Linked DNA regions of Homo sapiens: region 1 is linked to region 2. A link is a contact called in ENCODE Hi-C or POLR2A ChIA-PET data. All regions are on one chromosome and are shown on one strand. Each heading gives the region's core, a stretch centred on a gene start or an enhancer-like site at or near the end of the contact. The rest is flanking DNA. Distances are from core to core; before and after follow the strand shown. Region 1 holds the start of TRIM45 (tripartite motif containing 45). Region 2 has its middle 40 kb from the start of PTGFRN.

The links. Hi-C counts contacts between places; a loop is a spot of excess contacts on that map. ChIA-PET counts read pairs that join two places held with the same protein, here RNA polymerase II (POLR2A). Pooled maps may share reads with other maps.
Region 1: a pooled map shows a loop between it and region 2 (1.8-fold over the local background). The contact joins the promoter of TRIM45 here to the enhancer-like site in region 2. A Hi-C loop is called at or near these places in 1 of 168 maps with a recorded cell type or tissue (naive thymus-derived CD4-positive, alpha-beta T cell) and 6 of 50 pooled maps. POLR2A ChIA-PET finds 5 or more read pairs at or near these places in 1 of 52 experiments (PC-9).

The regions. Positions count from the first base shown.
Region 1 is chr1:117,119,618-117,125,127 of GRCh38, reverse strand. TRIM45 (tripartite motif containing 45) reads left to right here and starts at 3,379. Exons shown (of 6, transcript NM_025188.4): 1 at 3,379-4,414. The coding sequence starts at 3,927. RefSeq lists an enhancer at 2,945-3,114 and a silencer at 3,425-3,614.
Region 2 is chr1:116,867,250-116,873,197 of GRCh38, reverse strand. No RefSeq gene overlaps it. Among named protein-coding and RNA genes, the nearest start is that of PTGFRN, 40 kb to the left of the region's middle. RefSeq lists an enhancer at 1,877-2,171. Within about 2 kb of position 1,282, at least 2 of the 41 ENCODE cell types and tissues checked have a DNase peak (open chromatin) inside an H3K27ac peak, as active enhancers do.

The DNA.
Region 1 (5,510 bases), core at 2,130-4,629, 250 kb before region 2:
TATTGAAGAATGCAGATATTATCCTACAAAAATGGGGAGCTACTGAAAGTTTTAGAATGAAGACTGACTTGTATCATGTTTTTATATGTTTTTACAATTAATTTGGAAGAACTGTGTAGATCAAAAAAAATAAAGGGCAGGGATAATTCAGACACTATTGTAATACTTAAGGTGAGGGTGATAAAGAGCTATAGCATCTTAAAAAGTGTATGCAGTGAGGTGTTGGCAGTGGGGATGGAAAGAAATCGGTGTCTGCCTGGATATGGAACAAGAGAAAGGAGGCCAGCAGCACTATAAGGTTTCATGCAGGAGGGAAAGGAGAATGATGATACTCTGGAGAGAATCAAATAGGAAAATTCAGAGAGTGCAGTTCAGTGAGCAAAGAAGTTCAGTGAAGTTTAAGCTATGTGGGACTTGGTGATAGGAACATATTTGAGTGCAGATTTAGAAATCTATGTCAAAAGCTCAGGGGAGACATCAGTACTGGAAGCGTTGGTCTGGGAATCATCCACGTGAGGAAATGTAGACGCAAAGGTAGGAGATAAAGTGGAGGAAGGGGAACTAGTGAGGATGGAGGGTGTGAGAAGCAGCCCAAGAGACAGAAGGTTAGGAGAGTAGAGTATTTCAGAAGTCAAGGAGGAGGCAAGTTTTAAGGATGAGGAAGTACAAAAAATGGTAAATACTAAAGAGATTGCCTATTGAGAAAAGGCCAGCAATATGGTCACTCATGATCTACAAGAAAGTCTCAATAGGAAAGAGGGGAGGAATAAATCGGTGGTGATGGTTATAAAAAGATGATGAAAGCAGACAGTGAGACCACCCTTTTGAGAAATATAGGGGCGAGAACCACCACTATTAATACGTTGAAGGGGAGCTAGATCAAAAGACGATTTGCTTCCCCTTTCAGGACTTCATCAGAACTCTTGGCAGAAAAACTGACTGAAACATAGGAATAAGGTTTTGAGGAAGCAGGAGAGGTTGGGATAAAAAACAAAAATCTTGAGGAACTAATCTTGGCACTAAAGAATGGCAGTCAGGAGAGGTAAGAGAGGAGGTGTGAGGAATCATGGATTTTTTAAGTAGAAAGGCGAGGCAGTTCTTCAGACAACCTTGTTTTTCTCATCAATGGAAGGGAATTAGCTGCAGCATGTGTGAGGGATTTGATGCTTAATAAACTGAGAAAGGAAAGGTAGAGGTGGCCAGGCGCGGTGGCTCACGCCTGTAATCCCAGCGCTTTGGGAGGCCGAGGCGGGTGGATCACCTGAGGTCAGGAGTTCGAGAGGAGCCTGCCCAACATGGTGAAATCCAGTCTCTACTAAAAATACAAAAAATTAGCCAGGTGTGGTGGTGCATGCCTGTAATTCCAGCTACCTGGGAGGCTGAGGCAGGAGAATCGCTTGAACCCTGGAGGTGGAGGTTGCAGTGTGCCGAGATCCTGCCATTGCATTCCGGCCTAGGCAACAAGAGCAAAACTCAATCTCAAAAAAAGAAAAAAAAAAAAAGGGAAAGGTAGAGGTAGCCCGAATATAATCTTAGATATGGCATCATAAGGTTGTGTTCAAGTTCCAGATATGTTAACTTGGGCTGGCCATCCAAGACCTGGCAAGACCTCTTTGAGGCCATTTCCTTACAATATTGTTAAAGGTTAAATGAGATACTGCTAAATGAGATATTGCACGTGTAAATTATGAAGTACTTCTGAAACAAGAGAAGCTTGAAACTACTACCACAAGAAATGTGATACAGTATGAACAAGAGATGAAGTAAAGCACAGCCAAGCAGCAGGGAGGGTAAAGGTGAAGTTCAAAGCAAGAATATATAGCAAACCCAAGTCCACACAGTTTTTGTGACTTCCTCCAGCCTACTGGAGAGGCGAATGCCGATTTTGAGAGTAGATGCAAGAAGGACAAGAGGCTGAAAAAAATCTAGGTAAGGACTATTTAAAAATCTTTGGAGATATGCTTAACATTTGGAAATTACTTGCACATTTTATATAAAGGTGGCATTTGACTCATTGGCGTGTTATATTTTGGAAATGGCCAAACATTTCATTTTTATATTTTATAATGGTTTTTTTTTTTTTTTTCATATTTTGGGGTTAACTTTTTTTCAGATTCCATACTTTTAAAAGCTTAGGCTCCAGACACTATGCCTATAGCATGAAACAGATAATGAAGGAATCAAGTGAAACAGTCGCCCACTGGGTACAAATTAAGTAGGGAAGGTCATGAACAAAGAAAGCAGTGAGGGCCCAGTAGACAAGCTGACGCAACTGGAGATAACAACAGGTGGAGGGGAAAGGAGCAGCTGTTTCCATTTTTGGAATTTTGGAGAATCAGGAGACGCCTGGTAAGGCCAGAGAAGGTGGCCGTGTAATTATAAAGTTAAAGGGGTCGGACGTGTTCATCTTCCCAATTAGTTTTAAGCCCACAAAGGGCTTGTCCCTCATTGCCACCGTCCATTGTCTCACTGTGACCAGGCAGGAGCCCTCCGTGATTGACTGATAAAAACAGCGGGTCCAACTCGCTCAGCTCGTTTCTGTTACACAGGACTGTGGAATCCCGGGTGACATTCAACTCCTTAGGTCATCTGCACTCCCCCCGGACCGGAAAACAAAGCCTTCCCGAGCCCGACAAGGAGGGTGGCGCTCCCTGGCCCGGCCGAAGTAAGCCCTCCATTCGACACCTCGGCTCCACGGTCTCCCGAACCGGTCCCCGTAACGCGAGCCTGAGATGCCCTCACCCCCGAAAAATACCCAAAGTCGGGGAGCCGCGGGAGTGCTTGTACCCAGCACGCTAGGCCTGAGGGACCTGTGAGCTACAGTAAGCGCCTGAGGACAGAGGGGAGCCTCGCAGCCTCAAACCCGCGTGGAGGAGAAACGTCTGGCGCCCCCGAGCGGCCGAGACCTCGGGAGCCCGAAAAACGTCTCCCACTCCCAGCGCAGAGCCAACTGACAGTGCCATCCACCAATGGGAGAACCCAGTCTGCGTTCGTGGGACGAGTCCGAGGGCAGAAAGAAGGCCGTCCCGGCGCCAAATCAGCGTGGCTTTTTAAGAGGTCCTGAGGCCTCTCTGGTCACCACAGAGAGAGGGACAGTCCCTGTGAAACGGTGACGCTGACTACACTATGCCGCTCGCTCCGAGCCTTGGCCTTTTCCTCCCGCCGCACTCTAAGCCCTTCGGCCGCCCCGCCCACGGCCTTGTCAGGTCCCGCCCCCCGCGTGAGTGGACTGGCGAAGATGTGGAATTTCCAAAACTTATTGGATGCTTAGTGGCGTCACTCTGGAGGGCGGCGGGGCCCGGAGCGGCGAGGGCCGCCGCTCTCGGACGGTGATTGGACTCGCCGGAGTAGACCGGGCTGGGATTGGTGTGAGGAGGGGCCAGAGCCCGCGGGCGTCCCGGGCCGAGGCGCGGGAGAGGCGGTGGACACCGAGAAGCCCGCCGGCGGCTTGCAATTCCCTCACCCGGCGCGCGCCTTTCGCAGAGGGAAGGAGCAAGAGGGCCCCTACCTCATCGTGCGCGGGTGGGGTCGGCGCTTGTCGCGTGTGGCGCGCAGTGGGGCGGGCGGCGGGAGGGGGGTGGCAGTGGAGGGAGCGAGAGGTGCAGGGGTGACTTTGTTGGCAGCAGGACTAGCTGGAGAGCTAGACCTGGAAGCGCATCCGGGGAGGACTTGCGGGGCAGAGGAGGGCGTGGGCGTGTCTGGTGTGGGATGCAGTGGAAAGGAGGGGGCCCTCCTGAGTAGATCTGTGGGTGATTCCTTCGAGGACGCCTCGTCTTCCCGTCTGCCCTTTTATTTGTCAGCGAGGGAGTCCCCATGGTCTCTGTTCAAGTTCTGGAGACTTTCTCTTTGGGTGGGCTTAATCACCTGCTACTAAATCGTAGAACTGCCCAGGGCCCTTTCTAATATTGGTCACAAACGTGAGGAGTATGTCAGAAAACAGAAAACCGCTGCTGGGCTTTGTAAGCAAACTCACTAGTGGGACTGCACTTGGGAACTCAGGCAAGACTCACTGCCCCCTGTGCTTGGGGCTTTTCAAAGCCCCCAGGCTCTTGCCTTGTTTGCATACAGTTTGCACCACGTGTCTGGAGCAGCTGGAGCCCTTCTCAGTAGTGGACATCCGAGGGGGAGACTCTGACACAAGCTCTGAGGGGTCAATATTCCAGGAACTCAAGCCACGAAGTCTGCAGTCGCAGATCGGCATCCTTTGTCCTGTATGTGATGCTCAGGTGGACCTGCCCATGGGTGGAGTGAAGGCTTTAACCATAGACCACCTGGCCGTGAATGATGTGATGCTGGAGAGCCTACGTGGGGAAGGCCAGGGCCTGGTGTGTGACCTGTGCAACGACAGGGAAGTAGAGAAGAGGTGTCAGACCTGCAAAGCCAACCTCTGCCACTTCTGCTGCCAGGCTCATAGGTAAAGATGGGACACTCCATCAGGTGTAGCTTAAGAGCAGATTACAAAGAGGTGTCAAGACAAATCCCTCGGTGAGCAGATGAAAAGGAAAGCCTTCTCAAATACCGTGGAAGGTCAAAGAGCAATATAACAATGCAATAGCAAATACTCCAGTACAACAGTTAACCCGGTTAGCCTAATATAGTACCTAATATATAGCCTAATATAGCAATAGCAATAAACCCTTTCAATTTACAAAGTGCAGCTACAGTTTCCTTCAGTCATTCGTGTAGTGAATAATTGTACTGGGTGCTGGAGAAACAGGAGAATGAATATAACAGCATAGATCCTGTTCTTGATCTCCTTCGATCTTGCAACTCTTACAGAAAAGCAGGCCCTGTTTTCGCCCCCATTTATTAATTGGGGAAACAAGCTCAGCAATATTATGTGATTTGCCAAGGTCCTACAGTTGGTAAGTGTGTAACAGAACTGAGTATTAAATCCAGATCATTTTGACTACATTCCAGTAACCCATGCTGTGCTCCTAGAATAGGTGATGATGATTGGCCGGACCTCAGCTTTTGCTTTGTGTACCTTAGAGTTACTCTGGAGCTTGGTGAGGTGGGCTGGTAGGTGTTAATTGGGGTGCAGACTATGTGTTTTATGGCATTTGGTGAATAGTTTGTCAGATGGATCACTTTTGTCCCTTCGTACTCTTACCTTACCCCATCCTAGGACACCAGAATATAAAATGACCACAGTTTTAGGATTAGCCTAAAATAGGTTTCGGGTTCTACTTCCATTTGTTTTCTGGCTACACTAACAGAACAAGTTTGTAGACTTCACTCTATTTTTAACTTGTAATTATGTGATAGTCCCTGCGACTGTCTTGCTGCCAGCCAAACCAGCTAACCCTATTTTCTCTGCAGCCACTCTTCTGGTGCCAGAATAGGCATATAAGCTTCAAATTGATACAATGCTAATGGAGGAACTCTGAACAGTCACCATGTTTTCCTAAGGATTTCCCTACATCTCTAGAGGGCTACTATAGGAAAGGAATTAGAAAGAGAGCTTTGATTCTACTAACCATTGGTTTCACACTTTCTTTTCTCTTTTT
Region 2 (5,948 bases), core at 33-2,532:
ATTCTCTCCCGGTCATGGGATTAACGTTTGGTTAGTTAGATGTAAGTAGAAGTAGTGTGAGCAACTTCTGGAAAGTGTTCTTAAAGGCAGGGAGCTTTTCCTGCTCTCTACCTTTTTCTTCTTTCTCCTGGATGGAATGGGATATGCGGGATGGAGCTCAAGCATTCATTTTGGACGATAGGATGATTTAGGAAGTGGAGATTATGCAGTTAAGGCAGAAAAATAAAAATAAAAAAAATCTGATTCCCTGCACTGTGGAGCCCTTTACCATCTGTGGACTACCTATTCAGGCTTATATGAAAGAGAAATAAACTTTCATGTTGTTTAAGCCACTGGTTTTTTTTTTTGTTATTGTTTTTTAAGGGAGGTGAAGGTGTTGGGGAGTAGGGAGAGTTCAATATCCTGCTGCCAAACCTAATCCTAACTAATTCATGACAAGTTACTTTTTTGAGTTACTCCAGTTTCCCTGAAATGGGCAGATCTGGGGGCCAAAGACCAAAGTGGTTTAGAGAGACCACAAATTGAAGTAAACATGATGCCATCTTATTCTGTGACATGTCAGTTAGAGGAGAATTCCAAGCTTAGGGAATTTGCATTCTGTCATACCACAATTTATATCATCATCAGTATCTCTAGGAAAAAGGGTTACCTATCTCTCTTTGTACTGAGACACTGGAACTTTAGAAACCCAAATTCATTTATTCCTATGGGTTTTAGCCAAGGAACTTGCCTGCAAAGCTTCCTGATTAGACAACCGTCTGCCAGGTTGGTTTGGGAAAAAGTGCTCAACTGGCACAGAATATCTATGGCTCTGGAAAATGACTAAACTATTCCAAACGGTTTTAAAAGCAAATCCATTTTTAATATCTCAACAACTGTTTCAATTTTGTTCTACCTAGTTTGGTATAAATCTATTTTTAATTTCTAGCTCCTTACAGCCTCAATTGACTTCAGTTTTTATGTGGAAATTTTTATATCTTATTTCTTCCAAATTCTACTTTATTAATTTGATGCAGTTGTAGTCTGCCTCTGATTCCACGTAATTACTTAATCATTTCACTATAATATTGACTCAAAGATTTTGTTATTGGTTACCTAAATATTACTAGTTCCCTTCCATTTCCTCTCTTGCACAATGACAGCGCTTGTTTATAAACCTGCTTTGAAATCACCAAGGGTGAGGAGCAACATCAAGATAAAGTACTGTGTTGTTCTTTCCTTGGAAATATGCCTTGGCTTAAATTTGAACTTGGGGTATAAATTGTAGAAGATTCTGCCAAGAGCGCTCCAGTTCTGATATGTGGCGTTAGTTGAATTTCTGCTTCCAAGCAGGTTATTATGCAACTTGAGGGAGATGGGAAAGAAGGGTCAGGCAGGAAAGGATGGATTTTATTCCCGGGCTATAATACTGTCATCATATTCAGAAATCCACATCTCCTTTTCTCCTTCCTTTTCTGCTGTCTCCTTTCCTTCCTCATTTTCTTTTTTGTAAATTTTCCAGTTACTTCCCTCCCACCATCTCCCCTCCCTTTCTGCCTTCCTTCATCCCACAAGTATTCACTGAATACCCTGGTAGTTAATCTTTAAAGATGGTGCCTCGCCAGGCGCCATGGCTCACGCCTGTAATCCCAGCACTTTGGGAGGCTGAGGTGGGTGGATCATGAGGTCAGGGGTTTGAGACCAGACTGGCCAACGTAGTGAAACCCCATCTCTACTAAAAATACAAAAAATTAGCCGGATGTCGTGGCGAGTGCCTGTAATCCCAGCTACTCGGGAGGCTGAGGCAGGAGACTCGCTTGAACCTGGGAGGTGGAAGTTGCAGTGAACCGAGATCATGCCACTGCACTCCAGCCTGGTGATGGAAAGAGACTCTGTCTCAGAAAAAAAAAAAGAAAAAGAAAAAAGTTGGTGCCCCCAGTGAACTTGGAGGGGTCACATGTAGGCACTCCAGACAGTGGGCGGAGCTGAACTCCTGGCCAGTAGCCAGCATCCTGTGTCAGCCAAGTCTATCAGATGACTCCCGTCCCAGCTGCCATTTGACTCCAACCACATGAGAGATTCCCAAGGAAGAACCACCCAGTTGAGCCCAGTCAGCCTATGAGATTGTGAGATTCTAATAAACTGTTGTTTCAAGTCCCTGTATTTTAGGATGGCTTATGATGCAGCAATAGATCATTGAAATGAGCATTTACTATGAACCAGGCACTGTTCTAGAACCTGGAGAGTAAACAAAACAAAAATCTGTGCCCTCATATACCCATATGCTAATGAGAGATAGTCAATAAAAAAGATAAATATACAAAGGGTAATAAAAGCCAAGAAGAAAAAAAACAAAGAAAGGGAATATGAAGCATGGAGATGGTGGAGATGTTTTGGTTAGGTAGCCAGGAAAGGACTCACTCAGAAGATGACTTTTGAGTACAGAACTAAGAGAAGTGGGGAATCAGGCATATGGTTATCTGGGGGAAGAGTGTCTTGGGGGAGCAAATAGTAACTGCAAAGTTCCTGGTGTGGGCATCTGTCTGGTATATAGTCAAGGAACAGCACAGAGGCCAGCGTAGATAGGGCAGAATGAACAAGGGGGAGGTAGTTGGCAATGAGGTTGAAGAGGCAAGGGGTGCAGATCAGTAGGGTCCCGCAGGACAGAGGAAGGACTTTGGCCTTCATTCCCGATGAGAGCCTCTGGAAGACTTTGAGCTGAGGAGTGATGTCATTTGGCTCATGATTTAACAAGATCACTCTGGTTGTTCTGTTGAAACAAGAGAAAGCCAGGGCAGAAACAGGCCCATTAGCAGCGTTTGTGATCATGCAGGAGAGAGACGATGGTGACTGCGATCGGGGGGTGGCAGGGGTAAATGGTGAGGGAAAGGGTACATTCTAGGTTTATTTTGAAAGTATGATTGATAAATGTCTGGGCGCAGTGGCTCACACCTGTAATCCCAGCACTTTGGGAAGCCAAGGCAGGCAGATCACTTGAGCTCAGGAGTTTGAGATCAGCCTGGCCAACATAGCGAAACTCCGTCTCTATTAAAAATACAAAAATTAACCAGGCATGGTGGTGCATGCCAGTAGTCCCAGCTACACAGGAGGCTTGATAAGAGAATTGCTTGAACCCAGGAGGCAGAGGTTGCATTGAGCTGAGGTTGAGCCACTACACTCCAGATTGGTGAACAGAGAGAGACTCTGTCAAAAAAAAAAAAAAAAAAAAAAAAAAAAAGAGAGAGAAAGTGTAGTTGATAATAGATTAAATTTGGGTTGTGAGAGAAAGAAGTAAAAAATAAAGATCTGAGAAACTAGAAAATGAAGATCACATTAACTGAGTCGGAGAATGCAGCAGAAGGGGCAGTCTGAGGCAGAATAGCCGGGGTTTGTTCTTCATTGTCTAATCTGTGCCATTCCTTCTCTTTCCTTCTTTCTTTCCTTTCTTCTTCTCCTCCTCCCCCTCCTCCTCCTCCTCCTTCTCCTCCTCCTCTTCCTCCTTCCTCCTCCTCCTCTTCTCCTTCCTTTTCATCTCCTTCTTTTTCTTTTTCTTTTTTTTAAGATGGAGTCTCACTCTGTCGCCCAGGCTGAAGTGCAGTGGCGAGATTTCGGCTCACTGCAACCTCTGCCCCCCGGGTTCAAGTGATTCTCTTGCCTCAGCCTCCCAAGTATTTTTGTATTTTTAGAAGAGACGGGGTTTCACCATATTGGCCAGGCTGCTCTTGAACTCCTGACCTTGTGATCCACCTGCCTTGGCCTCCGAAAGTGCTGAAATTACAGGCATGAGCCACCGTGCCCAGCCTTTTCATCTTGTTCTGTTTCATTGAACTGGGATGCCTCTCTACCCAGTTTGAGATGCATATAATGTACCCAGTCATTTCCCAGAGCACATTATTCAAGACCCCCCCATGTTAGTAATTGCAGGAAGTCCAAAAGGGAAAGCTAGCCTTTCCCCCTCCAAATCCATAGCTACTATTTTAGGTCCAGGGAAACTTGAGTGCAAAGTGTCCAGTCCTGTTTGGTCTTACCTTAGTGTACTCACTGGGCAGAGAGATACTTGGCCAACATGGGTCATGTTCCAAACAAGGCAGTTGGGTAGTCTCCTCCTCTTGTAACAGCCACTGAGATTTGGGATAACATGCCTCGCCTTGGCAGCAGCATCATTCTAAGAACTGATCCATTCCCCAGAGTTATGCTAGTGACCTACTCACAACCCAATCTCTAGGACTGCTCAGGAGAAGGACACTTTGGTTCCCTCATTCCGTTGCTTTCTCAAGCAGAGTTAGGCATCTCATGGACACATAACAGCAGAGATCTGGGCTGAGGAGCAATATAGCCACAAGATGATTTAGAACCTTGGTAGAAGAAAAGGTAGGTTAGAAAATTCAAAGTGGTTGAGCCTTTCTGGTGGAAGGTAAGAATTTCAGGAAGTTGAAACAATTCAGAATCATCAAGTCCGGAAATAGAAGGAATACCTGAGCCCCATGCTCCACCTGCCTTATGGTGGGTCTTTGAGGAAAGGTGCTCTTCATATGCTCAGTTGTGAGGACCTTATACTGTAGTTGGTCTTAGCCAGTAAATACCGAATAGTGAGTAAGTCTTAAGGATTGCAATCAGGAGTGTGCTGCTAAATGTTTAACCACTGGCTTCCCTGGGGGATGCAGGGAGGAAACCCTGACTGATAGAGCTGGCCAATTTTCTTGGTGTAAATACACCCATCATGACTGATTTCAAGTTACTAATGTGACATCACTCAATGTGAAGTTGGAAATGCATAGTAGCTCATCATTTTGTATAAAATTTTTATCAGTTGCAATAGATATTGTCACACACGTCCATGTGAAGAGACCACAGAACAAGTTTTGTGTGAGCAACAAGGCTGTTTATTCCACCTGGGTGCAGGTGGGCTGACTCTGAAAAGAGAGTCAGCGAAGGGAGATAGGGGTGGGGCCATTTTACAGGATTTGGGTAGGTAATGGAAAATTACAGTCAAAGGGGGTTGTTTTCTGGCGGGCGGGGCAGGGGTCACAAGGTGCTCAGTGAGGGAGCTTCTGAGCCAGGAGAAGGAATTTCACAAGGTAATGCCATCAGTTAAGGCAGGAACAGGCCATCTGGATGTATAAGTGCAAGTCACAGGGGATATGGTAGCTTAGCTTGGGTTCAGAGGCCTGACATTCTTGTCTTCTTATATTAATAAGAAAAACAAAACAAAATAGTGGTGAAGCATCGGGGTGGTGAAAATTTTTGGAGGTGGTATGGATAGATAATGGGCGATGTTTCTCAGGGCTGCTTCGAGCAGGATTAGGGGCAGCATGGGAACCTACAGTGGGAGAGATTAAACTGAAGGAAGATTTTGTTGTAAGGGGTGATGTTGTGGGGTTGTTAGAAGGGGCATTTGTTGTATAGAATTATAGGTGATGGCCTGGATGCAGTTTTGTATGAATTGAGAAACTAAATGAAAGATGCAAGGTCCGAACAAGAGAAGGAGAAAAACAGGTATTAAAGGACTAAGAACTGCGAGGACCCAGGACATCCAATTAGAGGGTGCCCAAGGGGGTTCAGCGTAATTATTTGCTTGGTTTGGGAATTTTTGGACTCTATCCTTGGCAGAGTCCTCCTTTTTAAGTTGAAGGCTGAGCTTGGTGAGGTGTGTTTTTAAAAGACCATTAGTCTGTTCTACATTTCCTGAAGATTGAGGATGGTAAGGATTATGAAGATTCCACTGAATACCAAGAGCCTGAGAAACTGCTTGGGTGATTTGACTAATAAAGTCCGGTCTGTTATTGGACTGTATAGAGGTAGGAAGGCCAAACCCAGGAATTATGTCTGACAGAAGGGAAGAAATGACTGTGGTGGCCTTCTCAGACCCTGTGGGAAAGGCCTCTACCCATCCAGTGAAAGGGTCTACCCAGTCCAAGAGGTATTTTAGTTTCCTGGCTCGGGTCATGTGAGTAAAGTCAATTTGCCAG